Regions from separate parts of the Homo sapiens genome. Here region 1 is linked to region 2. Evidence: read pairs that join two places in POLR2A ChIA-PET (ENCODE). Cell type or tissue: A673. All regions are shown on one strand. Links, peaks and the distances in the headings refer to the core of each region. The heading gives the core; the rest is flanking DNA.

Region 1 (15,396 bases), core at 3,631-11,630, 99 kb after region 2:
AAATTGATCCCTGTAAAAAGGAAGGAAAATATTTTTTTAAGTTATGTCCCATATATTTTAAAACTAGAAAAAGTCTGTATTATCATACCTTAAATGCTTTATGCAATGTTCTTCTCATCTGAATATTTAGTACTTGACCTTTATCTTCTAACCATTCTTTTATGTCATCAAGAGTTGCATCAGTTGGGAAGCCTTTCTGTGAAGAGTGGGAAGAAATGTACAAATAACAAATAATGACTTCTCAGATAAACAATTGGAGAGAATTTGATTCATTTTTTCTTGAAATGAACCCAGGATATACCTATCTATCTCTATTTCTCTTTGTTAATCACTTAACAGCCTTGTTTAGGAGCCACTACTCTCCAGTACAATAAAAGTGATTCATCTGGTATTTGCTTCAAAATAATTCAGTTGAAGCAGAAATAAAACAAGATGATTTGCATGTTCTGTTATTAACTACTAAAGCTGGTGATGGTACATTATTGAATCTATTTATATATGTATCTGAAATTTTCCGTAATAAAAAACTATTTAAAAATACACTAAAGAAAACTGCAATCAAGTTTAGCTGCTGATAAATAAGAACAGCTAATAGGCAATAGGTGCTTAGAATATGTCAAAGATTTCATCCAATGGTATATATATTTTTTTTCATTTAATTCTCACAACAGTTCTACAAGGTAGAAAATATCCACGTTTATGAAGATAAAACTTAGGACTAGGCATGGTGGCTCACACCTGTAATCCCAGCACTTTGGGAGGTCAAGGTGATTGGATCACTTGAGCCCAGGAGATTGACACCAGCCTGGGCAACACAGGAAGACCCGTCTCTACAAAAAATTTTTTGCCAGGCATGGTAGCATGCACCTGTAGTCCCAGCTACTCAGGAGGCTGAGGTGGGAGGATCACTTGAGCCCAGGAGGTCAAGACTGCAGTGGGCCATGATCACACCACTGCACTCCAACGTGAGCAACAGGATGAGACTGTCTCAAAACAAAACAAAACAAAAGAAACTTAGGTTAAGAATATTACGAAAGGACATACAGTAATTAGTGAGGCTGTGATTCCTGAGCCCTTATTCTTCCGTACTTTACTTTCTAAATAAATGTAAGATATTTAAATGCATTACAGGCCCACTTACAATATAAACAGATCTGTTTTTTACATCATTTTTATACTCATCAGTCACTTCAGGTAGGGGTTTGCTTGGAGACCTTCTGATTTTAGTTTTATCTTCACTGATTTCCATGAGTTCTGCCTTGGATTTGCTCAATGCTTCCACAATTACATTAAAGTCTGTTGTTAGACGGTTCAACCTGAAGAGTACATATAAAAACATAAGACTCAGCAGTAGCACTCATTGTAAACAGAAAACCTAAAGATTATTTTTAAAAGCTTGTTACCTGTTGAATTTTATCATTATCTCCAAAGGTACCCAGCCTTCATCCAGTTTTATCTGTTCCTTTAGAAACTTGTCCCGTGGCAAATTGAAGTCGCCAAAATAATACTGTGAGATAATTACAATGTATTTCAGAACACTGTATAATATGGACTCCAATCCTGACATTACTCTACAGTACCAAGTTCTGTTATTTAAAAATACATAAGTTACAAAAGGCAAAACACTTTCCCCAAATATACAATAATGTTTACAAATTAGCAAAAAGATAAAACTAAAATGTCAATTACTAAAATAGTGTAACAGATGTGTCAATAGACTAGAAAACCTTAAAGAAGAATATATTTAAAGATTATATGAAAAGGCTCTTGCAAATCAGTGTGGAAAGAACAGATGGTTAAATAAAAAGAACTGGAAGAAATTGGTTAATCACTCAATTCTTATTTTTTTTTGAGACAGAGTCTTACTCTGTCGCTCAGGCTGGAGTGCAGTGGCATGAACTCAGCTTGCCGCAACCTCCGCTTCCCAGGTTCAAGTGATTCTCCTGCCTCAGCCTCCTGAGTAGCTGGGATTACAGGCATGTACCACCACGCCCAGCGAATTTTTGTTATTTTTAGTAGAGACAGGGTTTTACCATGTTGGCCTTGAACTCCTGATCTCAAGCGATCTGCCCACCTCGGCCTCCCAAAGTGCTGGGATTGCAGGCATGAGCCACCACACCTGCCCTTCTAATTTTTTAAAATTAAAAAATAAGGGACGGGGCCAGGCACGGTGCCGCACGCCTGTAATCCCTGCACTTTGGGAGGTCAAGAGATTGAGACCACCCTGGCCGACATGGTCAAACCCCGTCTCTACTAAAAATACAAAAATTAGCTGCACATAGTGGCACACACCTGTAGTCCCAGCTACTCAGGGGGCTGGGGCAGAAGAATCATTTGAAACCGGGAGGCAGAGGCTGCAGTGAGCCAAGATTGTGCCACTGCATTCCAGCCTGACAAAAGAGTGAGACTCCATCTCAAAAAAGGGGGTGGGGGGCCAGGAGTGGTGGTTCATGCCTAATCCCAGCACTTTAGGAGGCTGAGGTGGGTGCATTGCTTGAGTCTAGGAGTTCAAGACCAGCCTGGGCAACATGGCAAGACCCCAGCTCTCCAAAAAATAAATAAATAAATAAAATAAATAAGAAATAGAGGTACGTGCCTCTAGTCCCAGCTCAGGAAGCTGAAGTGGGAGGATTGCTTAAGCCTGGCAGGTTGAAGCTGCAGTGAGGCATAATTGTGCCACTGTACTCCAGCCTGGGCAACAAAGTAAGACGCTGCCTCAAAAAAAAAAAAAAAAAAAAAAGTTAAAGTAAATGTTTCTCAAATTTAAGCATAGAGGAACTCTCAATATACAAGCCAAGGAAAAACCCAAGTATGACTATTTGGAATGCCAGAAGTAACATAAAAAGTAAAAGACAAACAAATTTTGTCAAGAATTCTTACAAACAAAGAAGAAGGGTAAAAAGAGAACACCCTAATAGAAAACAGTTAAAGGATATTTTATTGGCCTCGCACGGTGGCCCAAGCCCATAATCCCAGCACTTTGGGAGGCTGAGGCGGGTCAATTTCTTGAGGCCAGAAGTTCGACAACAGACTGGCCAAAGTGGTGAAACCCTGACTCTACTAAAAATACAAAAATTAGCCACACATGGTGGTGCACGCCTGTAATCCCAACTACTCGGATGGCTGAGGCACAAGACTAGCTTGAACCCGGGAGGTGGAGGTTGCAGTGAGCTGAGATCACCGCCACTGTACTCCAGCCTGAGAGGAGAGCAATACTGTCTCTCTGTCTTAAAAAAAAAAAAGACACTATTTTTCAGGGATCGGGTCTTGCTTTGTTGCCCAGACTGGAATGCAGTGGTGCAACCACAGCTCACTGCAGCCTGAAACTCCCGGGCTCAATTGATCTTCCTCCTCAGCCTTCCAAGTAACTAGGACGACAAGCACATGCCACCATGCCCAGCTAATGATTTTTTTAAAAATTATAAAAAATAGGCCAAGCGCAATAGCTCATGCCTGTAATCCCAGCACTTTGGGTGGCCGAAGCAGGTGGATCACCCGAGGTCAGGAGTTCGAAACCAGCCTGACCAACATGGTGAAACCCCGTCTCCACTAAAAATACAAAAATTAGCCGGGCATGGTGGTGTGCACCTATAATCCTAGCTACTTGGGAAGCTGAGGAACCTGGAAGGTGGAGGTTGTGGTGAGCCAAGATCACGCCACTGCACTCTGCACTCCAGCCTGGGAGACAAGAGTGAGACTCCATCACAAAAAATAAATAAATAAATAATGTACTGTAAACTAAAAAAAAAATCCAACCTCATTTCATTGTTAATCAAAGAAATACAATTTAAAGCAACGAGACAGCATTTTTCACCTAACAAACTGGCTAAGATTAGAAAGAAAACCAAGACTACCTAGTATTGACTTGAACACAGAGAACTAGCCATTCAGGTAGATGTAAACTGACAATTATCAGTGTTTTTTAAATGTGCATAATCCTTGAGCCAGTATGGCTCCTTCTAAGAATTTTCCTTGAAGAAATCAATAAACATGTTTACTAAGATTTATATATAAGAATATTTGTCAAAGAATGATTACAGCTAAAAAAATTAGAAACATCCTTCATATTAAAGAGGAGAATGAAAAGATTATTGATTACAAAACTTTTCTCCACAAAAATGCATCCTATATTTAGCGGGGGAAAGGGAAGGAAATAAAATTGTTAGAAATGTACCACTCTGGTGGGGGATGTTTTAAAAGGTGAAGGCACTATGCTTGTGTGGAGGCAGGGGATATATGGAAAATCTCTGTACCTTCTGCTCAATTTTGCTGTAAACCTAGAACTGTTGTAAAATATAAGGTCCACTAAAAAAATTAGTATGAGCATGAAGCAAAGTGTCAAAAGCTTTTAACCTTGATAACCTCAGAAGAGTAGGATTTGAGAGTTAGCAGGTTGTGGGAGAGATACAACCTTTTCTATATACATCTTAGTATTGTTCTAAGTATTAAACACAGAATGAATAATTTCTAATTTTTCTCCTCATAGTCATAAAGAAATTAATACCAAAAAAAGGAACATGAGACATTTTAAATGCAGAGACGTGCAGCTTAAAAAAAAAAAAAAAGCAGTTCTGAGAATTGCAGAAAAACCCCACACCAAACAATATGATCTGAGGGGTTCTTAGCAAGAACCTAAGTTTAGAGATAATTTCCCATGCAACCATTATCGATATTGTAAAGATTTTAAGGTTTTTTTCTTTTTGAGTTTAATTGAACAAAGAACGATTTGCAAATCAGGCAGCCTCCCCAGCCAGAGTATGCTCACGAAGACTCTCAAGTTTCTTCCCCTCGCCCCCTGAAACAGTGTCTCGCTCTGTCATCCAGGCTGGAGTGCAGTGGTATGATCACAGCCACTGCAGCCTCTACCTTCTGGGCTCCATCAATCCTCCCACCTCAGCTTCCCAAGTAGCTAGGACTACAGGTAAACTGCTAACACACTCAGCTAATTTTTAAAATTTTTTTGTAGAGATGGGGCCTCATCATGTTGCCCAGGCTGGTCTCTAACTCCTGGACTCAAGCCATCCTCCTGCATCAGTACTGCAAAGGTACTACGGATCACTTGAGGTATTACGTTAACATAAACATAATACCTAAATTTGAAAAAATGCTAAGAGGGTTTTGAAAACAGATACTATATTAAAGTTACTGGCTGGGCACAGTGGCTCACACCTGTAATCCCAGCACTTTGGGAGGCTGAGGTGGGCAGATCACCTGAGGTCTGGAGTTCGAGACCAGCCTGGCCAACATGGTGAAACCCTGTCGCTACTAAAAATACAAAAATTAGCCAGGTGTGGTGGCGTGCTCCTGTAGTCCCAGCTATTTGGGAGGCTGAGGCAGGAGAATCATTTGAACCCAGGAGGCAGAGGCTGCAGTGAGCCAATACTGTTGTAGTGAGCCAGGATAGTGCCACTGCACTCCAGCGTGGCCAACAGAGTGAGACTCCATCTCAAAAAAAAAAAAAAAAAAAAAAACTATATTAAAGTTACAATAGCTGAGAACTGACTGGGCAGAAAAAAACTAAGATCATCAAAAATATAGTGTTATTTAACAGGGAAGGTACTTTACCAAGGACTTTTATGTTACTTATGTGTCAGGAATTCTTCTAAGTACTTAACATTATATTCACTAATCCTCCAAACTACCTTATGAGGAGGGAACTACTATTATTCTCATTTTATATGAGACTATGAAGCTAAAATTTTATATGAGACTATGAAACTAAAATTTTAAAAAGATTAAGTAACTCTAGTTTATAGTGTTACCTTTTGAAATGTTTGTACATCTTAAGTTTCACAACCTGGCTCCACCAATATAAAACTGTATGCTATTATATGTTCATCTAAGAATCAAAGGCAAACCAAATGTTGAATATGTCCATGTACTAGAATTAAATGTTCTTTCTGTATTTTCTTTCAAGGAACTTGTTTTTGCAGTTTATAGCACAGGAATCATACCTCAATTTGATGACAGATTTTGGCCTCCAGGGCAGCCATCTTTTCATTATCACCATTTTCAGCCATTGCGGCTATCTGTAAAATTTCCCAAATTAGCATAAAGTTATTTTTTATATAAAACTCAAGAATAGAAAGATAATGTTTACAAAGTATTAATATCCCGTTTTCTTAAAAAATCAAGAATTTCTATTTTCACGGGTTCAGTTTCTTTACTCAGTTCTCAAATATCTCAACAAAGCAACACTTTGGAATAAGTGATGAAAAAATCTAAAAACTATAAAAAACTTGTCTTTCAGTAAATCACTACCCCATCTTCTATAACAAGAAACTGTTTATCTTCACTTAGCTGGTCAAGCAAGCTTTAGGGAAAAAAACTCCAATCACTTACCAACCATTTCCAGTTTTAAACAGATAACTATCTATCTGTATATTACCATGGCTCTCTGTGCATTTGTTTGGTATGGGTTCACCTCTTTTTTTTTTTTTTTTTTTGAGACGGAGTCTCGCTTTTGTTGCCCAGGCTGGAGTGCAATGGTGCGATCTCGGCTCACTGCAACCTCTGCCTCCCAGGTTCCAGCGATTCCGCCTTCGCCTCCTGAGTAGCTGGGATTACAGGCGCCCACCACCACGGCTGCGGCTGACTAATTTTTGTATTTTTAGTAGAGACGGGGTTTCACCATGTTGGTCAGACTGGTCTTGAACTCCTGACCTCTGGCGATCCACCCGCCTCGGCCTCCCAAAGTGCTGGGATTACAGGTGTGAGCCACCGCGCCCGGCCTCATTTCTTTTAAAATGTAGTCACAACTGACTTACCCAAACCTTGTTACCAAGTTAGACATCATAACTTTAAGGTGAAAAATGTTACAGTTCCTTAGATACTCTATGCTAAGGAACATACGAAAACAAAAATGGGAGAATGTGGTCATACTAACACAACATTAAACTGGGGAGTATGCCTACTAATTTACTAATACATTGGATAGCCAGTTTCCTGTTTCGTATTCCTGACATTAGCACTGCAATGAAAAAAGGAAGCTGTGCTATTAGTTTGCTAGAAATTACAAACCAAGTCTTCTACTTACAAAGTACTTGCCTCCAGGACTCTACTAAGCCACCCAGTCATCCCAACTGTACAAAAGTTATGTGAACAAATCATCGAGAATATTGCCATTAGTTGACTCTAGTTATGAACTGATGTAGGTACACTTCCTGGAAGCATCCCCTGACACACTGCAATTGCATTCGATACCATGGATACACATAGGAAGCACTTGCAACGGGGTACTGTGTGATCCACATCCCCCTAGAGAAATTACTCAATTTTATGCATTGTCTTGTCTATCACAATCTACACTCCTAAGTTACTACCGTGATCTAGGGCCCCCTACAAAGCAAACGATGAAATAAAATAACTATTTAGACCCTGCAAAACCTATTTGGCCTAATTTTGGAACTGCGTTTCATCAGATACTTTTCCAGAATGTACGACTGTAAATGAAATATTACCCACGTTTTCCCGTTTCACACTGAAACCTGATGTGAGCGATGAAGGCCCTAACAGACCAAAAGAGTGACGCTGGTGTACATCTGCGGCCCAAAGTTCTTTGGCCTCCAGTCAGTCCCATAGGCTCCACAGAACCCTCCGGCGTTTACCCCGTGCCCACCTCCCCAGAAACTTTACAGAGATGGCCACAAGCCTTCGGTGAGACTAGAAGGCGGTGGAGGTAAAAAAAAAAAAAAAAAAAAAAGACGCAATGGGGATGAGGGCAGCCACAGTCCCGTCTCTAAGCAACCGCGGAACTGCCTGGGCACCAGCCACGTGCGGGGAACCCCAGGATCCCGCATTCCTCGCGGGGGCAGCCTCGCCGCCGCCCGCGCCCCCTCGGCTCCGCCGCCTCCGGCTGCGGCCCACGCGGCGCTCGGCCTGAACGTGAGGAAGGCGAGGGGCGGACGGACGCCGCGAGAAGCAGTAAAGAACGGAAACGCGCAGTCGCGCACCAGCAAAGCGGACCCTTTTGTAGCTTCTCATTAGCCACCGAGAGTTACTCACCTTTAAGGTTCCGGCCCACAGAAGCCGCGCCACAGGCTCACAAACAGCAACAGCAACGACTCCACCTCCCAGCGCCGCCGGCCAGCCTAAAGCGCTCCAAGAAGATGGGGACCGTCCCGGCAGCTCTTGCGGCCTGGGTGGGCAGGGCCACGGACGAGGTGGAGCGGTCCCTGTGCTCTGAGCATGCGCGGCTGCCGGGGCCTCCCAGGGACCCTGGAGTCCCGCCCTCAATCCCAAACAGATTGGGTTAAAAAGTACTCCAGGTTGTAGGGGAATGGCTGCTAGTTTGTGTTAGTATAAACATTTATTTTTAAGTATTTCTGGACGGCGTCTGTACCCCAGCCCTTCCTTTGGCCCTCCATTCATGTGAAGTGCTTTGGGTTTTTTTTCAGATATTTTCCAAAAATGTGTGTGAATACACACACACATCGTGTTGTAGTAGTTCTCAAAAAAAAAAAAAGGACAAGTGAAATTTAAAAAAAAAATCAAAGATCCATGAAATCTTAGAGTTTTGAAAACAATACAGTACAGCGTGTAAAAACTGGGTGTCTGGAATCAGACTGCCTGCTTCAAATAATGGTCCTCCTGCTGTGAAACTGTGATCTTGGACAAGTTGTTCAACTTCTCTGTTCCTCAGGTATAAATAGGGCCGGTAATAAATACTACCTAGTTCATACAATTGCTGTGAGTATTCAACTTGATGCAATATTGTCAACCTAAAGGGAAAAACTGAGGCAAAATTAATATAAGTAGACAGTTTATTTGAGCCAAGTTTGAGGACTGCCACATGAGAGCATGGATTCAAATTGCCCTGAATATATGCTCTGATTAGCAGCACTTACAAGTAGCTTTTAAAGAAAAAAGAAGAGGCAGTTCCTAAATTGTTTACCGATAACTTACATTACAATAACAAGCTATTGATTGGCTATACATTCTTCTTTGTATCACAAATTCGAAGAACATGAAAATGGATGAAGCAGGTAGTAAGGGACAAAGTGACTTGAAACAATTGCCCCCCAAGCATGGCGACTGATATAGTTTGGTTCTGTGTCCCCACACAAATCTCATCTCGAATTGTAATCCCCATAATCCCCAAGTGTGGAGGGGAGGAACCACACACAGGGTGGGAGGTGACTGGATCATGGGGATGGTTTCCCCCATGCTGTTCTCCTGGTGGTTTTATAGGGCAGTTTTCCCTGCTCTTGCTCGCTCCCTCTCACCTGCCACTGTGTAAGACATGCCTCTTCCCCTTCCACCATGATTGTAAATTTCCTGAGGTCTCCCCAGACATGCGGAACTATGAGTCAATTAAACCTCTTTTCTTTATGAATTACCGAGTCTTGGGTATGTCTTTATTGCAGTATGAGAACTAACTAATACAGGGGTGTAGGGACATGACTGAAGTCCCAAACTCATATCTCTCTGTGCCTGATAAATTCCGCATACCTCACATAGTTCAAACTGCTCTGGGCTCTTTTTTCTTTTCTTAAGGCCAATGAGAAAAAACATATTTAACAGGGTTGTGCTCAGGTAGTTTAAATTCAAATTAATTAGATTATCTTTTATCCACTCAAAGAATATTTATCTACTCTCTATTTTATGCCAGACACAATTGAAACCTTAATTCTTGTTTTGATCAAGTCAGTGAGAATATATGTATTTAACAGAACAAATAATATCAGTGTCAGGGTACTCTCATTCATCCATTCAGCTAACTGTTTATTACATGCCTGTTAATGTCCTGGTATGGAGGCTTAACACTGGGAATAGAAAGAAGAGTCAGAATCTGCCTAGAGACAGAGCCACCTAAACAAATATAACTGCTTCTTCATGTCCCACAACATCTGGGCAGAACTGCAGTACAGCCTATTATCAGAAGTCACACCGGCAAAAAAAACATTTATTTCATGTTCTCATCAGGTCCCTGGTCCTTTGCTCTCCCTTTCTTGTCTTTTCTTTTTTATCTTTTTCTTTCTTCTTCTTTTTTTTTAGACAGTCTCCCTCTGTCGCCCAGGCTGGAGCGCAGTGGCACCACCTCGGCTCACTGCAACCTCTGCCTCCCAGGTTCAAGTGATTCTCCTGCCTCAGCCTCCTGAGTAGCTGGGATTACAGGCGCCCGCCACCATGCCTGGCTAATTTTTTTATTTTTAGTAGAGTCAGCGCTTCGCCATGTTGGCCAGGTTGGTCTCGAACTCCTGGCCTCAGGTGATCCACCCGCCTCAGCCTCCTAAAGTGCTGGGATTACAGGCATGAGCCACCATGTCCAACCCTTTTCTTATCTTTTCTTTTTCTCCCTCGTTCCCTTCCAGAAGCAGAGTTCCATGCAGACACACCCTCTGAGGAAAATGAATTCCTGGCGGCAGACCAGGAAGCTTCATGTTTCATTTACAGTACCTAGGAGAGGACTCTCTCTCATACTGGTATCCATCTCTCATAGCATAACTTTGTAAGTCAGTACACTAAAAGACCATCTTTCTGGGTATACACTTAGTACAATTACTTTGAGAACAAATTGATAATATCTATTAAAGTTTAAGATGTGCATAGCTGATGGTGCAGAAAGTCCACTCTAAAGAATATACTCCCAGCCTGGCCAACATGGTGAAACCCTGTTTCTACTAAAAATACAAAAATTAGCCAGGCATGGTGGTGCATGCCTGTAATCCCAGCTACTAGGGAGGCTGAAGCAGGAGAATTGCTTGAACCTGGGAGGTGGAGGTTGCAGAGAGTCAAGATCGCGCCATTGCACTCCAGCCTGGGCGACAAGAGTAAGACTCTGTCTCATTAAAAAAAAAAAGATTATACTCTAGAGCAATGTTCACATCTGTACACAAGAAAACATGTTCAAGCATATTCGGGCGGGGTGCAGTGGCTCATGCCTGTAATCCCAGCACTTTGGGAGGCTGAGGAGAGTAGATCACAAGGTCAAGAGTTTGAGACCAGCCTGGCCAACATGGTGAAACCCCGTCTCTACTAAAAATACGAAAATTAGCCAGGCATGGTGGCACGTGCCTGTAATCCCAGCTACTTGGGAGGCTGAGGCAGGAGACTTGCTTGAACCTGGGAGGCGGAGATTGCAGTGAGCCAAGATCATGCCACTGCACTCCAGCCTGGATGACAGAGCAAGACTCCGTCGCTAAAAAAAAAAAAAAAAAAAAAAGAATATTCATAGCAATATGGTTTGTAAATTTAGGGAACTGGAAATCAACTAAATGTTCACCACAAAAGAATGGGTAACTAAATTAAATTGTGATATAATTAAATAATGAAATTCTATACAGTGAGAAAAATAAACTAGATCTACATGAATTGACATTGATAAATTTCACAAACATAATGCTGAGTTTAAAAAGAGATTTCAGAAGAAATATAAGTAGCAACCCCCAGTCACTGTGACAATGAAAAATCCCACCTACATTTCGAAACAGCTTCTTAATTATGAGGCTGGTTACTGCTCCCAGCCTCATATTAAGAACATTTAGTCTAGGGTAATAGCATTGCTCTATTTTGAAGATTTGGTTTTGTTACTGAATTGGGCTTGTTCTGCCTGTTGCACAATATGCCCAATCACTGAGACATCAAATTTTGCTGCAGAGAAAGGGTTTATTCATGAAGCAGCCAAGTGAGGAGACAGGAGAACAGATCTCAAATCCAGCTCCCAAAGATGGGGTTTTAGGGTATTTACGGGATAAAGGAGCAAGGTGGTCTGAGGCATGGGGAAAGGTAATTGGGGTAAGAAACAGTGAGGCAACTGGTGCTGTGCACAAGCATAGTCAAGCTTCATAGCTCTTCATAGGACACATGTCCACAAAATTGCAGCTTTAGCATGATCTGAGGGTGGAGCTCTTGGTCCTGTGATGCCAAAAGGTCACCCATTGGACACTCATGCAGGCCCAGTTGAAGAGTTGTTGGTCTCAGCTGGCTTAAGCTGGACAAGAGCTAACTCTAAGTTCCTGAAAAACAAGCAACCATTACCATGGTGACCTATATCTCAGATATGTAATCTGTAAGGAAGCTAATGGAATTTTATGTATATATTGCTTAGCTACATGACTTTTAGCTATTAAATATGTAGCTTTTAAAATTAACTAAAAACAAATGAGACAAGTTAAGTTTGGTGGGCCAAATCAGGTTAGCCCTCAGTTTCAGGTTGAAATGCTTATTAGACATCAAGGTAAAGATGTCAAGTAGGCAGTTGGTATGAGTTTGAAGAAGTCAGGGTTAAAGATATAAATTTTGGAACTATTAGTATATAGCAGACATTTTAAGTCATGTCATTATATGAGCTCTCCTAAAAAGAGTATAGACAACAAAGATGGGAGGATCCCAGACTGACCCCTCTAGCATTCGAATTTTTTGGATAATGAATAAAAGAAGAGAAGCCTGTACAGCAGCTAGAATAAGCAGACCCTGAGAGGTGCTATGAAAATATGGCACCATAGAAGCTAAAGAGTGGAATGTTTCAAGGAAGGAGGGACCAACTGAGTACATATTGCTGAGAAGATGCTATGGATTGTGTATGGGTCATGAGGATGGATCCCTTATGAGTGGCTTGGTGCTGTTCTTGTAGTAGCCAGTAACTTTCCCTTCTGATTGGCTCTCAGAGGAATGGGTTAGTTCCCATGAGAATGGGTTGTTATGAAACAATGGGTTGTTATACCAGGGTGCCCCTCAGATTTGGTCTTTCTTCACACATGCCTGCTTCTCTTTGACCTTTTCCACCATGTTTGACTCAGCAGAAAAGCCCTTACTGGGAGCCAAGAAGATGCTGGTGGGTGTCATGCTTCTTGTACAGCCTGCGAAATTGTGAGCCAAATAAACCTCTTTTAAAAAAAATTATCCAGCCTCGGGTATTCATTTATAGCAACACAAAACAGACTAAGACAGAAGATTTGCAAGCTGACCTAAACCAATTTTGTCATTGTGGCAGATACTGTCACTTATCTCTTGGCTCTCTCCTTCCTATATAATAATAAAATCACCTGTGGCTTTCAACAAAATGTATGGCCAATCAGAAATAAAAACTACATTTTTCCAGCCTTCCTTGAAGCTTAGTAAGACAATGTCTGGCCTATGAGACATGAGTGGAAGTGATGTGTGCAACTTCCAGGTAATTCTTAAATGCAATGAATTTATTCTCTTACCTCACTTTCTCTTTTCTTCAACTAGCTAGATGTGGATGATGAGCAAAACTGGACCAAGCAAATGAAGGAAACACCATAGGTGTGGCAAAGCAGCAAGATAGAAGGAAGCCAAGTCCCAACATCCTGTAGTTCCATACCAACTCTGATGGCTTCGTAGAATGGACTTATCATTCTAACCTGGACTTTAAATGCGAGGGGGAAAAAAATCCATGAAAAATTATTCAAGGCAGATGATTATAATATTTTAGACTTTTGGTTAGGGCAATTGAGAGAATTCATCACTAAGGGGCAGAAAACTCAACTAAATCAAAACTCCAGGCCAAGAGTACCACTCTGAAGGCTGCTAGGCTTGCTAAGTTTTTCTATTTCTGTGTGTGTGTGTGTGTGTGTGTGTGCGCGCGCACGCGCGCGCGCAAGATGAATATCAGATTGCCTAAAAGCCAGAAATCTAGGGTCTCCCTGAATTTTGGGAATAGATTGTAGGACTACTTTTGTGTTTTCTTGCTAATAGATGTTTGAAGGTGAATCTTGTCTACAAAAACTTCCTTCATTGTAATAAGTCATATGAAAGTGAGGTTATTAAGGGGAGACCTAGAGCCCACCCCTATGTCTAACAATTGGTGACCTCCACTATCCTCTAAATTATCTAATAATTGTGAACAGCCAAATTTACTTGGGTCAATTTGCTATATTTGGCAAGTGGACGAGATCAGCATGCATAAAATGATAAGTAGATCTTCTATAGAAGACAGTACATGGAAGTTGATAAAACAGCACAGATTCTTTACCAAGACTTCATGTAAAATAAAATAACTGTGACAGATAAAGAGAAAAGAAGGGCCTTTGGGGGCTAAACATTTTTTTAATTGAATTATATCACACAAACTATAAGGTGCATGAATTTTAAGTGCTCAATGAAGTTTCACAAGTGAACACCACCTTGTAATTACCATCCAGATTGAGATATAGAACATTTCAGCACTCCAGAAAGTTCCTTTGGGCTCCTCTCTCAGTCAATACCCTCCTTAAAAGTAACTACCATTGATTAGCTTTGCCTGTTCTAGGTCATGTAGTATGTATATATCTGGGTCTCAGTTTGGACAGCTATAACAAAATATCATAGACTGGGTGTCTTAAACAACAGAAATTTATTGCTCGCAGTTTTGAAGGCTGAGAAGTCCAAGATCAAGATGCTGTTAGATCTGGTGTCTCATGATGACCTGCTTCCTGGTTTGCAGATGGCCATCTTCTTCATGTATCCTTACATGGTGAAAAGCAGAAAGGAAGTAAACTCTCCAGTCTCTTCTTACAAGGCACTAAATCCCATTCATGAGGTAGAATTCTACCATCATGATCTTATTACCTCCCAAAGGCCCCACTTCCTAATACCATCCCACTGGAGGTTAGGATGTCAATGTATGAATTTTGGGGAACTACAAACAGTCCACAACATGTGGTATACGCACATACCACAACTGATTTATCCATTCTTCCATTTCTTTTCCTTTTTTTGAGACAGAGGCTCACTCTGTTGCACAGGCTAGAGTGCAGTGGCGCAATCTCGGCTCACCGCAACCTCTACCCCCCTGGGTTCAAGTGATTCTCGTGCCTCAATATCCCAAGTAGCTGGGATTATAGGTGCCTGCCACCATGCATGGCTAATTTTTGTACTGTTTTAAGTAGAGACAGGGTTTTGCCATGTTGGCCAGGCTTGTTTCAAACTTCTGACCTCAAGGGATCCATCCACCTTGGCCTCCCAAAGTGCTGGGATTACAGGAGTGAGCCACGACGTCTGGCCCATTCTTCTGTTTCTGACCATTTTGTTGTTTCTAGTTTTTTGCTGTTATGAATAAAGCTATTCTGAACGTTCTTCTCCATGTCTTCTGCACTCATTTCTGTTAGGTGTATGCCTAAGAATGAAATTATGGGTCACAGGGCAGGCGTGTGTTTAGCTCTAATATATATTGCTAAACAGCTTTCCAAAGTGGTCATATCATTTTTCACTCACACCAGCAATGTAGTTGCTAAACATTCTGGACAATGCACTGTCATGTTTTAAAGCCAGATATTATTTTTTTATTTTAATTTTTATTTTTATATATTTAGGGAGTACCAGTGCAACATGTACATATTACGTAGCGGTGAAGCCTGGGCTTTTAGTGCATCCATCACCTAAATAGTGAACATTGTACCCAATAGGTAATTTTTCAGTCCTCACCCCTGCTCTCACCCTCCCACCTTTTGTAAT
Region 2 (15,396 bases), core at 4,628-12,627:
GTGCCACTGCACTCCAGCCTGGCAACAGAGAGACTCCCTCTAAAAAAAAAAAAAAAAAAAAAAGAAAGAAATTTGAACCTAGTAAGATTGTAACAAGGCTGTAAGTCATCTGCATTTAGAGAATGGCTGAACTAACAAAAGAAAGTATAAATCTACTTAAAGAAACACATACGCTTAAGTGGTAGATGGAAGACAGCTTCACAATAACAAAGAGCAGGCTTTACTGTCCCATTTCTCTTTCACTTTGTTTTTAAAAGGTCAGTAAACAGACTGAGAAATTCAAATATTTTTAAATGAGCTGACCAAGTCACGCAAGTAAAAAAGAAGCAGAGTCAAAACTAGAACCCAGGGCTTCAAAATATGTCTACTACAAAATCTTGTCCAGCATGATTACTGGTATAGAATAACAGGCTGGAACTGCATGGTGTCTATTATCAAAATTTTAGTCAAGTCTTTAGTTTAATAGGGTCAGGGGATTCCATTTGTCTGGACTGCCCAAGGTTTCTGGAGACCCATCAAACCAATGCTTATAATATTATATATTATAATATACATTATATAACAACCACTGGAAGGTTTGTGGAATTTATACTTGTTTTGTCCTTGGAATCTTGAAAGTGTAATATTGAGGACTATCCTACTCCTTGAAAGAAAGAAGCATTAGGCAACTGATAACAAATGAAACAATAAAGATGAATGTGGAGACTAATGAAGTTCCGAAGACTGTTCACAATAGCAACAGGCTGGAAAAATCTGATAATAATGAATTCCAAACTGCCTAAGAATGAAAATTACTGTCTCAGGTCAGTTTTCATAAAGCTGAATTCAATTTGAAACAAAATTAAACACTGCACATTATATACAAATGAACAAACCAATATTTTCACAAGTCTTTTTCTTAAACACAGAAATTAACAAAAATATTTCCAACATACCCTAACTTTACAATGTGATAAAAGCCCCCACATTGGCTGTGCACAGGCCTCAAGTTCAGCAGCAAAGGCAGCATAGTAGGTCTGAGACTCAAATTCCACATGCTCGTTTAGTTCTCGCTTGTTTAAGTTCATACCTGGCAAAAATTAAAGCAGATATAAACCTTGTCAAGTGGAAGCACACATTCATGTTAAATATCAAGTACATTTCCCAGTCCCAAACACATTTATGCACACAAATAGCATTACTGACACAGTACATATAGAAATAAGTAAATTACTAAAAATGAAACAATCTAGTCCTTTCAGAATTTTTTACAAACTAGGTTTTCTTAGAAACATTTTATGAATTATCTCATGTAATAAACTGAATATCTTTTGATAAGAAAGTCAAAAAAATTTTAATTGATGTTAGTTGAAAGCTTTACGTGTTACGAATCTTTCTCAGACAATAGATTTCACATTTCTAGATTAATGGTTACAAATGCTTCAAAGCCAGGCACAGTGGCTAATCCCTGTAATCCCAGCACTTTGGGAGGCTGAAGCAAATGGATTGGTTGAGCCCAGGAGTACTAGACCAGCCTGGGCAACATAGTGAGACCCTGTCTCTACTAAAAATAAAAAAATTAAGTTAAATTTGTTTAAATGCTTAAAAAGTTATACTCCTGTTTCTTTTTCAATCATTTGACATTTTTCCTAACTCCTTGGTATGTTTTATGAACAATTTATTAAAGTACTTACAAATACCAATTAAAATAATGAGCTATTTCATGTGTAGCGTGAATGATGTGCTATTGTATTTTAATTGATATTTAATAATTTAGCATTAGGAATTTTGTAAACCAAAAAATTAACAAAGGGATAAAATTCATACCTTGAAAGAAAGATACAAAGTTCATCCATGTAACTAACAAACCGTGATCCTCCAAAAATCTCTTGGCCACACTTTGATGAGAAAGAATATTAATAAAATCACTAACAAGAGGCCAGTAAGTGTTATTCTTCAGTAATGCTTCTCCACAGTTCACTACCACATGTAAACTATTTTCTTCATCTAAAAAAAGACACACACAACCCAAAAATTTCATAAGATTTTTTTAAAAAGCTTAACCAATAATACAGAATATATATACTTTAGAATCAGATATACCTAAATTCAAACCCCAGCCTTCCATTTAATACCTATATGGCTTTAGGCACAATATTTACACTCTCTGAATCAATTTCTTCATTTATAAAGTAGAAAATAAAAACATCCATCTTAAAAGAATTACATGAAGCATTAACAAAAGTACTTAGTATATCATTATAGTAATTATTACCATATGTCCAATATATGACATGATACTGAGGTAGCTGTATGTTTATAAAACCTTATTTTCTTGATTCTAATGATATAATGCAGTATTTTCTGTTGAAATCAATAAAAAATTTTTATCCCTAGATTAATCTCATTTCATCTTATCAACCAAATCTGTATGATTTCAAGAGATGTACATTTAATTGCTTTCTTCTATGCAAAAAATACATCAATACAATCTTTAGCAAACAATATTTCAAAGATAAAAAACACACATTTAAAAAAAAGAAACACACACACACACCAACTTCTTAAGCCTTGAAAAAAAAATCCTCAAAGTTTAAATACATCATTGGGGGTGGTGGGAGGATAGGCTTGTACGAAATCTTTATCATTAAAAATTATTAGTATATATGCATTCACTCTCTTTAACCTATTCCAACTTCACTGACTCACTGGACTAGGAAGTTTCCATTCCCACTGTAAAACATATTAATACCCATAATACATGGAATGCTCAAGGCTCATAGCTCATTCCCTGTACACAGGCTGGGGCGTATGGTTACCTAGAGTCAATTTTTGTTTCTATTCATGCTAATTGTTCTTTTTATCATAATTACACAATTTAGATCAAAAGTATATGAACTAATGACATATGAAAGCACAGAGAGGTATTACAGAAATTGAATCATATGCTTTTGAGAGACAATAAAATAAAAACAAGTGCCAGGAAAAAAAGCTAAAAAACCTTGGGACAGAAAAATCATAAAAGCCTAAGTATATTTTACACTCAGATTGCTTTATATTCTAACTCTATTTTAAAGAGATTAAAATTGGATCCACAGATGATGCTTTATAGATGTGCTATTTATAAAAAAGATGAGCGAGAACTCCAGTCAAGGAAATCATATCCTGAAAATACTTTGCCCAAAGTTAAAAGCCTGGAGAATGAACACACAGTTCTGTGTTTTAAGTTAAAATACAATGTTTAAGGTATATATATATTTTTTCAAAGATGGGGGTCTCACTATGTTGCCCACGCTGGACTCAAACTCCTGGGCTCAAGCAGTCTTCCCACCTCAGCCTCCTCAGTAGCTGGGATTACAAGTATGTGCCACCACACCCGGCTCATATTTTTTAAATGATTCCTCACTTTAACCAACTTATTCAACTACCTATCTACCTGTCATACTCATCAGTCAGGAGGGCCTCTACTGCACTTTTTAATTTCCACACATTAAACTTAGGTTTCAGTCCACAGAATTATTTTACCAAATATTAAATAAGTTTAACAATATCTAAGAACAGGGTCCACTGAAGTTAAGTACACTCTCTTTCAGTACTTCTCAATGGACGAGAGAGGGTCTAACTCAATGAGGAAGTAAGGACTAGGGGCTTTTTACAAATTATTTATACTAACCCCTGGCCATGACTGACAACTACTGTTCCACTTCTGAGCTAGTGAGCCATTGATATTGATGCAACAGTGCTAAGGAATGTTGGGATTTTTTTTAAGTTAAAAATTGAGAATCACTGTTCTATATAATTGAAACCAGAGGATGAATAAGCAGAATATAATTAATCAAACTCACTATTTTCATGACACTGCTTAAATACTACTGTTCTTGTAAAAAACGCCTTGGAATCATTAATGAAATAAAATGATTAGGACTTCTATTTTTACTCAAACTGGTACTTTCCTCATTACAGATATAAAGAGCAATGATTCAGTGTAAAATTAAATTCACTCATCAACAAATATTTATTGAGCACCTACTAAGGGTCAAGTTTTCAACTAATCTCTGAGAATAAAGTGATAAATAAATCAAGATTTAGATGATCTCTGTCTTCATGGAGATTAACATCTAAGAAGGCAGAATGTGATAAGGGCTGCAATGGGAAAAGTAGAGGGACTCATAAGAACAAATAAAGCGAGACTACAATTCAAGAAAAGACTTGGCTGGCCATGGTGGCTCACGCCTGTAATCCCAGCACTTTGGGAGGCCAAAATGGGCGAATCACCTGAAGTCAGGAGTTCGAGACCAGCCTCGCCAACATGGTAAAACCCCCACCTCTACTAAAAACACAAAGTTAGCTGGGCGTGGTGGCAGGCACCTGTAATCCCAACTACTCAGGAGGCTGAGGCAGGAGAATCACTTGAACCCGGGAGGCGGAGGTTGCAGTGAGCCGAGATTGTGCCACTGCACTCCAGCCTAAGTGACAGAGCAAGGCTCCATCTCAAAAAAAAAAAAAAGACTCTCCTGAGGAAGTGAAGTTTAAACTGAGGCCTATAAAATAAAGCAGGAATTAGGATTAACCAGATAAAACTAGTGATGGTGGAGCAGATGGTGCTATACGCGGAAGGAGCAGTACCTAAGAAAAGGTTAGAATCACTTGAAGAAAGAATACAGAGGATGCATGGTACAAATGAGGCTACAGGGTCTTATAAACCAGCGTCAGGACTTTAGAGTTCACATGAAGAGAATGGAAAGCCACTAGGGGGTTTTAAGAGAGAGAACATTATAAGAAGTGTAATGTAAAAAGTGACTGAAGGAGAGTGACAACAACTAGAGATAAGAGGCTTAGAGATGGCCATGGTTTGAACTATGGTGGTGGCAAAAAGATGCAGTGATGAAGAGGCTATGTAAAGATATTCAGAAGATTTGAAGGACAGAGTTGGTAATGTGTGCTATATCTGCAAGGAATAAAAAGAAGTCAAAGACAACTCCTAGGTTTTTAGGCTGCACAGCTGTTTAGATAGTTAGACAGTGGAATCAAAACACACATTCATGTGCTCATGTACATACACACACACACAAGATAATGTAAAAGCAGCCAGATTAATGGAGCAATAATGAGTCTTCGCTATGGACACTGTGTGTTTGAGGTGTTTATAGACATCCAAACAATATAGTTCAATAAGTAGTTTGATATGCAGGGAGGAAAGGCAGTCTGGGATTATGAGCATCTACAGACATTCCTATGTCATACAACACATGGTTTTAGATTCCACTTTACAAAGACTGTTTCAAAAGATAAATTCTAAAATTTCTGGGACATGAAAAATTATGAGCTATGTTTGGAACCACAAAGCATATGGTATAAAATTGAATATAAAAAAGTAAAAGTAGAAGGTAGGAATCACATACTACTATAAGGCTTTTTCCCTTTAGTCTTCAGCTATCGCTGTGGCCAAATTCTCATTGTATCAGCTCCTGTATTTATTAAAAGTATAGATAAAATTTTAAAATATCATCTAACAACAATTCAAGACAAGGCTAGATAGAGGCTGCTAAAAAATAAAAAGAAAGTACAGAGATCCTGTTGTAATATCCGTGGCTAGTTATGGGTAGTTCAGTACAGCTAAGGTTTATTCTAATACTCAGTGTAAAAATGGGAAAAGCTTATGATACTTTTAGAAAAGCAGTAAATATATATCATGATATCTTATGCTACTACTGAAAGAGGAAAAAATAGTATGGCAAAGTTTGAAGGCTTCCAAAGATAGTTTTAGAACTTGGCTGGAAATAATGTAATTTACTGCTAAAAAAAAATTATATTTAAAGATCTTACCAATCTTTATTTCAGCTTGTTGAAAATTCAATTTGTATAAGAATTTCCAGAAAAGACTAACTGCATTAGAAGCATATGTAAAAAGCAACTGATACCATATAATATGATTTCAGAAAAATATGGGAAAAGTGTGAAAAGCAGAGACACTAGGACAAAGTGCCAAGAAACACCAATATTGATAGGACAAGTAGAGAAGAGTATTGGGCCACAGAAAGAGAATCAACAGTGTGAAATGCTACTGAAAATCAAGCAAGGTAAAGTTTAAACTATGACCACTGGCTTCCTCAACATGTAGTTTACAAAAAGGGTAAACCACATAATTTATCATATAAACTGGGACGCTTTTGAGTGTAAAAGAAATTGTATTAATAACTACGTCAGACTAACAGGCATAACTTAAGGCTATTCTGGGAAAACTAGGACTATGTCTACATGAGTCATGGACAATTTTGTAGATTTCAATAGAACAATGGGAGTGAACATTAAAATGAGGTAGGTAAGGATACGAATATAAAAAGTGAGGAAAGCTAGCTATTAAAAAAAAAAAAGGGAGGCAGGTTTAAGACTCATCTTGTTCCCAAATATTCTCCCTTAAAGGCCAAATGCAAACCACATGTAATAAGCACAGCTAAATCACCTAGTGAAGAAAAGAGACTCCAGATTCTTTTAAAAGAACAGGTACTTCTAAATTTTGTTTTCTCAATTATGAATTTAAAACACCATTTTGCCGCAAAGACTGCATGACTAAAACACCAAAAGCAATGGCAACAAAAGCCAAAATTGACAAATGGGATCTAATTAAACTAAAGAGCTTCTGCACAGCAAAAGAAACTATTACCAGAGTGAACAGGCAACCTACAGAATGGGAGAACATTTTTGCAATCTATCCATCTGACAAAGGGCTAATATCCAGAATCTACAAAGAACTTAAACAAATTTACAAGAAAAAAACAATCCTATCAAAAAGTGGGTGAAGGACATGAACAGACACTTCTCAAAAGAAGACATTTATGCAGCCAACAGACATATGAAAAATGCTCATCATCACTGGTCATTAGAGAAATGCAAATCAAAACCACAATGAGATACCATCTCAGGCCAGTCAGAACGGCGATCATTAAAAAGTCAGGAAACCACAGACGCTGGAGAGGATGTGGAGAAATAGGAACGCTTTTACACTGTTGGTGGGAGTGTAAATTAGTTCAACCATTGTGGAAGACAGTGTGGCGATTCCTCAAGGATCTAGAACTAGAAATACCATTTGACCCAGCAATCCCTTTACTGGGTATATACCCAAAGGGTTATAAATCATGCTGCTATAAAGACACATGCACATGTATATTGCGGCACTGTTCACAATAGCAAAGACTTGGAACCAACCCAAATGACCATCAATGATGGACTAGATAAAGAAAATGTGGCACATATACACCATGGAATACTATTGCAGCCATAAAAAAGGATGAGTTTATGTCCTTTGCAGGACATGGATGAAACTGGTCACCATCATTCTCAGCAAACTATCACAAGGACAGAAAACCAAACACCGCATGTTTTCACTCATAAGTGGGAGTTGAACAATGAGAACACATGGACACAGGGAGGCGGACATCACACACCAGGCCGGGCAAGGGGCGGGGGGAGGAACAGCATTAGGAGAAATACCTAATGTAGATGACAGGTTGATGGGTGCAGCAAACCACCATGGCACATGTATACCTAGGTAACAAACCTGCGCATTCTGTACATGTACCCCAGACCTTAAAGTATAATTAAAAAGTAAAAAAATTTAAAAAAAACACCATTTTTGTGAAAAGTCTGTCTTTAAATATATAATAAAATATAAGAATATCATTGATACAGCTGAATGACAGCAGATACTATTTCAAAAAGGAAAAAAGAAAAAGCAATATATGTAGATAAATCTCTAGGAAAGAATAGATCATATTACATGAAGTTAGTAAAACTAAAACATAAAGCAGCTTTTAAATTTTCCTTTAAAAAGCAAAGAAGTAGGCCAGGCATGGTGGCTCATGCCTGTAATCCCAGCACTTTGGGAGGCCGAGGTGGGTGGATCACCTGACGTCAGGAGTCCAAGACCAGCCTGGCCAATGCAGTGAAACCCTGTCTCTACTAAAAATACAAAAAATTAGCCGGGCATGGTGGCGGGCGCCTGTAGTCCCAGCTACTCGGGAGGCTGAGGCAGGAGAATCAGTTGAACCTGGAAGGCGGAGGTTGCAGTGAGCTGAGATCACGCCATTGCATTCCAGCCTAGGCAACAAGAGTGAAACTCCAGCCAGGCGCGGTGGCTCACGCCTGTAATCCCAGCACTTTGGGAGGCCGAGGCAGGCGGATCACAAGGTTAGGATATCGAGACCATCCTGGCTAACACGGTGAAACCCCGTCTCTACTAAAAATACAAAAAATTAGCTGGGCGTGGTGGTGGGTGCCTGTAGTCCCAGCTACTCGGGAGGCTGAGGCAGGAGAATGGCGTGAACCTGGGAGGCAGAGCTTGCAGTGAGCTGAGATCGCGCCACTGCACCCCAGCCTGGGCGACAGAGCGAGACTCCGTCTCAAAAAAAAAAAAAAAAGAGTGAAACTCCATCTTTAAAAAAAAAAAAAAAAGGTGAAGAAGTATATTCTTTAATGTAAATAATGTATTATGCTCCCACTATACCTACAATGGGAAGGCAGACTCACAAAGTAGGTAAGAAAGAGTACAGGCTTTGAAGTTAGACAACCCGGCCTTACCACTCAGAGCTGTAAGATCACAGATCATTGACTTCAACTCCCTATGCCTCAGCTGCCTCATCTATAAAATGGAGATGACAATACCTTCAAAGAATTATTGATGGTTAAGTGATATAATGCATATAAAGTACTGAGAAAAGAGTCTAGCATATAGTTGAGTACTCTAGAGATGGTAGCTATCATAATTAGCTAGCTATTATATATAACGCATTATGCCTTGCACTGAGTTCATATCAATTTTCAGGACATGGTGTCACACCTGAGAACAGACAGATTATCAGTATAAGGAGAAAACAGGAGCTGATATGCACAAAGAGGCAAGAGTGGAACAAAGCAAGGCTCAACTATAAGATTTCTCCTCCTCAGAGAATGGAGAGGTCCTAAGATTTAATTAATCTGAAGTATTGTTTGTTGTTATTTTTAAAGTTTAGCTCCTAGTGCCAACAAGTAAAGACACATCCTATCAAAGAGTCTTTGACAGGGACTGGCTGTGTCAAGGTTAAGAATAGTAAGAGTTCTGACATTAGGAGCCAGGAAATCCTTCTTAACTGTGTCATTTGCTGGCTGTATAACCTATGGCAAATTGCTTAACTTTCCTAAGCCTCAATGTACTCATCTTTAAAGCAAGGATAATAATAATGCCAATCTCAGAGACTTGTTCAGAAGCTTAATTGAAACAATACATAAATAGTATTCAGCACAGTACCAGGTACATAGCAAATATTTAAATACTATATATTATTGGCCAAGCGTGGTGTCTCATACCTGTAATCCCAGCACTCTGGGTGGCTGAGGCAGGGGGATCACCTGAGGTCAGGAGTTCAAGACTAGCCTGGGCACCATGGCAAAACCCCATCTCTACTAAAAATACAAAAATTAGCCAGACATGGTGATGTACACCTGTTATCCCAGCTACTCAGGAGGCTGAGGCAGAACTGCTTGAACTGAACCCAGGAGGCGGAGGTTGCAGTAAGCCAAGATCGTACCACTGCACTCCAGCCTGGGGTACAGAGCAAGACTCTGTCTCAAAAAATAATAATAAAAATTATGTATGTATTTATATATGTGTGTATATACATATATACATATATACACACATATACATATATATAGAATTTAAGGGAGGTAAAGTTAAGATGAGTAACTATAGAGAAATGAGAATGGGAAGAGGTACAGAAACATTATGGCAGGTTGAAGAGTATCAACCACATAGTGGGCACAAAAGAAGAATATAAAGTTCTCACTAAGGGAGTAAAGGCAAGATTTATCCCAATTTTTAAGTTATAAAAGTATAAGCATGTAAAAATATCTAAGACTGATAGCAGCAAATTTATGATAAAAAAGCAGAAACATGTCTAATAAGGAAATGACTAAATAAATTATGGTATAGCCATGATATTAATACCTGCACTTATTAAAATGCATGTTTTTGACATGTACACTATGGCAACTTTTTAAAAAGTATTTATTGTATCTATAAATATAGTCATTACACAAAAAGAAAAGAAATATAGCAAAGTGCTAACAACAGGTATTTGTGAATAACAAAACTACAAGTGCTTTTAACTTTTTCTTTAAACTTCACTGGAAATTTTCAAAGATGTCCGTAACAAACATGTATTATTTTATAATTTTTTTAAACATAAGGTGTTTTCAAGACTAGTTATACAAAGTTCACTAATACTAGAATATGATTAATAATACTAAGTATCATTATTAGTAATATTACTAAGTATATGAAGTACACTAATAATACTAGAATAATAATACTGATAATAATAGAACTAGTGAATATAATTCTGAGTTACCTTGTAGCTCACTTTTAATAAGGCAACTTTCCATCATGTATAATAGCACAGTGACCATAATATCCAGCAGCTGACATTCTTCTGTTACCTGTCTGGCTAGCTCCTCATTGCTGAACAACTGAACACTAATATGCACAATTCTGTTAGACATTGTGTCTGATTCATGACTTTTCTTCAGTGTTTTCATAATGAAAGCATAATGCTGAACAAAAGTTTTTGTAAAAGCAACCTGTAAACATTTTAATAGAAAGGAAAAAACACATTAGTTTTAATTTTTAATTTAAAATCATTTTCAATATATCATGTTAACATTTTACAGCTATTACTAATTTATAATAATGCCCAAGATAACTTAAAAAAAATCTCGATGGTGAGGTAGTCTTTCACTTTTTTGGAACATTTGCAAAATATTTTGATGGTTAAAGAAAAAAAAAAAATTTTTTTCCCCCAAAACGGAGTCTTGCTCTGTCCCCAAGCCTGAGTGCAATGGCATGATCTCAGCTCACTGCAACCTCCGCCTCCCCAGTTCAAGCAATTCTCCTGCCTCAGCCTCCCAAGTAGCTGGGATTACAGGCACACGCCATCACGCCCAACTAATTTTTGTATTTTCAGTAGAGATGGGGTTTGGCCAGACTGATCTCAAACTCCCGACCTCTGGTGATCTGCCCACCTCAGCCTCCCAAAGTGCTGGGACTACAGACGTGAGCTACCACGCCCAGCCGTATTTATTTTTACTCTTATTTCCTTTACATGTACATTTTCTCTGGTTTTTTTTTTTAGCAGATATAAAGACACACAAAACAATGACACTATCAAAGTGTCTCTCCTAACCTACACCATAAAAATAACAGCATGCTTTATTTTCTTTTCATACACCGAGCTTCGTCATTTTGCCATAACCGTAAGATAGTAACAGGTGGGTTCTGACCCCCTGGGACTAGAAACTTCACCTGCCAACATTTGTATATGAGTCAATAACTGTTCTCTCTTTAGCAGTTGTGACCAGCAACTTTTCAACCCATGCTTTTCCCAGCCTGATCTCACAATCTAAATTCAATTGCCCCCATTAAACATTCTTATAGCACCTTGTACTCTTCTTCAGAGGATTTAGAACAATTTGTAACTACATATTTATTTCTGCAAAATAAAAATTGTGGTTTCAATGTTTGTTCCCCAGCATTCCCTCCAGACCAAGTTCCATGCAGAAAAGCAATCCTTTGGAATTCTGCTGAGTAATGCTGCTTTGCCACAAAGCTAAGACACTGTGCCTTTTGTGAAGAACTTGTGTTATCAAGAGAAGAAACTAACACTTGTTTATAGTGTTATATCAACCTTCACCTGAGAAATATATCAAAAAAAGATTTAATAATGAAAGGCAAAGAAAGAAAAGCTAAGTTCAGAAAAGCAGGAAAATATATAGATACCTTATACTCTTGATCTGGAAGCATGTTGAGTAAGAAAGTTACCATCTTTTGAGGGAATTCATATTTTATAGTCCAAAATAATAGTTCTTCTAGGAAGCTTTTATGCTTCAAAACATCCATTATGGATTGATCTGCACATGAAAAATGAAATTTATCAGTTAATGATTGAAGTTGCTCATCTCATTTTATAACTAATAACCCATAAACCATAAAATGGGAAAGTATCTAAAAGTTAAAAATATCCTTACAATAATGCAATAATATTGACAAGCTAGATTTCTATAATGTACACAGTATATAAATAAGAAAAAATTTAATGCATATATTTTAATATAAAGCAGTAAGTGGAAAAATGAATGGGGGGAATGGATGCCCTTTTTAAATAAAGGTATTCAATGGAAGAAAGCATTATCCACAAAGACATCAAGAGGATACAAGAAGTGTCAACTATGATGTACTGGCTCCAGTGACACTGCTTAAGCAGGGGCTAAACTTAGATGAGAGACTGGAAAAAACAGTATCTCACACGCATCAAAATCCTCAGGTCCAGCCCTAACTACATCACTGTTCAAGGTGTCTTCCAGGATAACCTTGTAGAGTTTTTTCAATTAACACTACCCCAGCTTTATACTTCTTCTAATATTGAATAATGTGTTCATACCACATCTCCCCAGGTAATGGGTCTAAATGAGTAACAAGCTCAGTATGTCATCACTTTCTTTACAAAACACTGCATTTACTAAGGCTTGAATCAGTCCTTATTAGATATAACTTTAACGCAGTTTTTTCATTAATAACAAGAAAAACAGCACCAAAATATCGTATTTTCTGAAGATATTATGATTTTAACTACAGAAAGGCAAAAATATCTTCCAACTCCCTAATTCCATTTCAGTGGTGACATAAGTGATATATAGTAGTGGTTAACATACAAAGACAAGTACACTGTAACACTATACATCTTTTTTTTTTTTTTTTTTTTTTTTTTTCTTAAGAGTCAGGGTCTCACTCTGGAGGCCAGAGTGCAGTGGCGTAATCATAGCTCACTGCAGCCTCAAACTCCTCAGCTCAAGTTATCCTCCCACCTTACCCTCCCGAATAGCTAGGACTATAGGTGTGCAAGACCACACCCTGCTAATTTATTTTTTATTTTTTGAAGAGACATGGTCTTGCTGTGTTGTCCAGGCTACATTTCTTTATTATTAGCAATTAAGTAATTATTTTCAAAACTCAGAATTTTCTACTTATAAAACAGAAATCTATTCTTCCTGAAACAGATCATTTCCAGGGCATGACAATGATTTAAAAACAAAAACCAAGATTGCAAGAAATGAGGTAAAATACAGTCAAAAGAATTCACTGACAGATTCAAAGATAAAAAGTAATAAAAACAGGGCCCAAGAGAATCAGGTAGCAGGAATTTAAGATTTGTAACTAAAAATTATAATATAGGCTCGGCACAGTGGCTCACACCTTAATCCTAGCACTTTGGGAGGCTGAGGTGGGCACATGGCTTGAGCTCAGGAATTTGAGACCAACCTAGATAACATGGCAAAACCCTGTCTCTAAAAAAAATACGAAAATCAGCCAGGTGGGGTGGCATGCGCCTGTAGTCCCAACTACTCGGCAGGTTGAGACAGGAGGATTGGATCGCTTGAGCCTGGGAGGCAGAGGTTGCAGTGAGCCAAGACCATGCCACTGATCATTCCAGCCTGGGTAACACAGTGAGACCCTGTGCTGAAAAAAATAAATTATAATCCACAGCACACTGCTGTACCTAATTTAATTCTCACAATTCACTTAACACAATGTGACTGATAATTTCACAGACTACCAAAATGAAAGCTCTCATTGGTAAGTGCTTCTTAATGTATTTACAAAGCTGAATAAAACTAGTACTATTAATCATAGAATTCATAGTTATGACTCTGCAAGCCTGCATTAGGCAAATGAAAAGCCTGAAGCCATCATAATTATTATTAATTGTCAAGCACTTAAAAGAAAATATACATTAACAATGTTTTAAATCAATTAAACAACCTGAATATACCAGGAAAGCTGTGGCTTCTGCTAAAATAAAAATAGTTGCAGTTATGTAGAATTCAATATTTTTATCTGCAGACCAAAAAAACTCCAGCAATGTCTTCTTTGTTGTTCTTAAAATAGGTGATGTCAGTCTCCCAAGATGTTAAAGCACGTGTTATATTGTGTAATATTATGAAAATGTAGTCAGAAATGCTTCCATTAGTTATGTTTGACTATCTTTAAATCTTGACATGACTTTTAACAATGTGTAAACTACCTTAAGTCAAATTGTAAAAAGAGATTTTTAAAGAATCATTATGTACTGTAAATGCATGACTAAAGCAAAGGTTTTAATTAAGAGAGCAGAGTTCAAGTTCTGCAACTCACTAGCTCAATAATCTTGGAATCTTGGCCATATAGTTAAAGCCCTCAAGGCCTCAGTTTCCTCACCCTTAAAATGCAGGTTTAGAGAACAGGCAGTGATGAGGTTAGCATAGTGTCTGGCCTCTTCCTTACCATTACATATTTTCTTTTCAGTGCACTTTTCAAGCTGTGGAACAAAATTCTTACAAAAATTGAGCCATTCCCCAAACTTCAGATATCTTCAAAATAAGGTCAGTTTTTGAAAACACCTGGGGTTCTAATTCACAAAGCCATTCCTTCCATGTACATACTTAAACTGAAAATGGTAACTGATGAAGTTTTAAATTTCAGTACTATTTCTTACCATTACAAGGAAGAGAAGGCACTCAATCCAAACACACATGTGAAAAAAGTTCAGGTATTTAAAAACAGACAAAGAAAAAAACACTTTAACTTAAGTCTGCATAAAAAGTATCTTCAGTCAGAGTGTGACCAGGCTGAAGGAAAACAATGACCTCTTACACCACAGCAGGTATTTTCTGGGCACCCCTAAAGCTTAAACTCAACTATGTGCCTAACAATCTCCAACTCAGATGTGTCACAAGGACTCAGTTTAATATCTGATAAGTTAAAGAGCCAGAAGGCCATATGAGTTCCTAATTTCCTTCAGACATACAGGTTCTCTGCTGAGCCAGAAAAAAGGAGAACATACCTGTATGTGTGCATCCTGGACTGCAGATCAAATTCCATACCCTTTCCTAGCAACCCCCAAGTTAAATGCAGCAGCATAGTAACTGAGACTTAGAAAAGGAACCTGCAACTCAAAGTGCCTGCATATTCCACCTTTCTAGGCAGTCCTAGATATTTCACAAGATACACTTAATCAACAGCAGAAGTAAGAAATTTATTTTCATCAAAATAACATTTTAGCCTCTGGAGACTTTCTAAACCAACCACACGTTAAGATATGAAAATCCCTGGCAAAAATCCAAAGCACAGACTTGTCAACTAATCGCAAGTATTCTAGAAAAGCTTTTAGTGACAGTCAAGTAAACATTGTGGTTAAAAGCTTAGGCTCTGGGATATGAATTTAGGATCTACCTCTCATTAGCCATAATCTCTAACATGTCTAACACATACAAAAGGTTCAATAAATATTACTCATTATTATTACTAATCTAGTCCCTCACTACAAAGCATATTTATAATACTTTCTCCTT

The links. ChIA-PET counts read pairs that join two places held together with the same protein. Peaks named below come from ENCODE experiments on the same cell type or tissue, not always from the same donor. Only the 100,000 strongest peaks of a DNase experiment are listed, where the experiment ranks them.
Region 1: POLR2A ChIA-PET joins it to region 2 with 10 read pairs; 6 of 35 experiments call an interaction of 5 or more read pairs at or near these places.

What each region holds. Positions count from the first base shown.
Region 1 is chr2:169,791,585-169,806,980 of GRCh38, reverse strand. SSB (small RNA binding exonuclease protection factor La) reads right to left here and starts at 8,110. Exons shown (of 12, transcript NM_003142.5): 1 at 8,005-8,110; 2 at 5,955-6,029; 3 at 1,404-1,507; 4 at 1,142-1,316; 5 at 89-196; 6 at 1-10. The coding sequence starts at 6,020. LOC124907905 (a long non-coding RNA gene) reads right to left here and starts at 13,330. Exons shown (of 2, transcript XR_007087290.1): 1 at 13,149-13,330; 2 at 11,588-11,957. RefSeq lists a silencer at 7,676-7,875 and an enhancer at 7,827-8,327. In A673, for the core only: no CTCF peak of the experiment used is centred there; a DNase peak (open chromatin) is centred at 8,150; H3K4me3 peaks cover 1,889 bases; H3K27ac peaks cover 1,016 bases.
Region 2 is chr2:169,891,704-169,907,099 of GRCh38, reverse strand. UBR3 (ubiquitin protein ligase E3 component n-recognin 3) reads right to left here. Exons shown (of 39, transcript NM_172070.4): 7 at 11,789-11,919; 8 at 10,365-10,593; 9 at 1,807-1,986; 10 at 936-1,069. Among named protein-coding and RNA genes, the nearest start is that of UBR3, 72 kb to the right of the region's middle. In A673, for the core only: no CTCF peak of the experiment used is centred there; no DNase peak of the experiment used is centred there.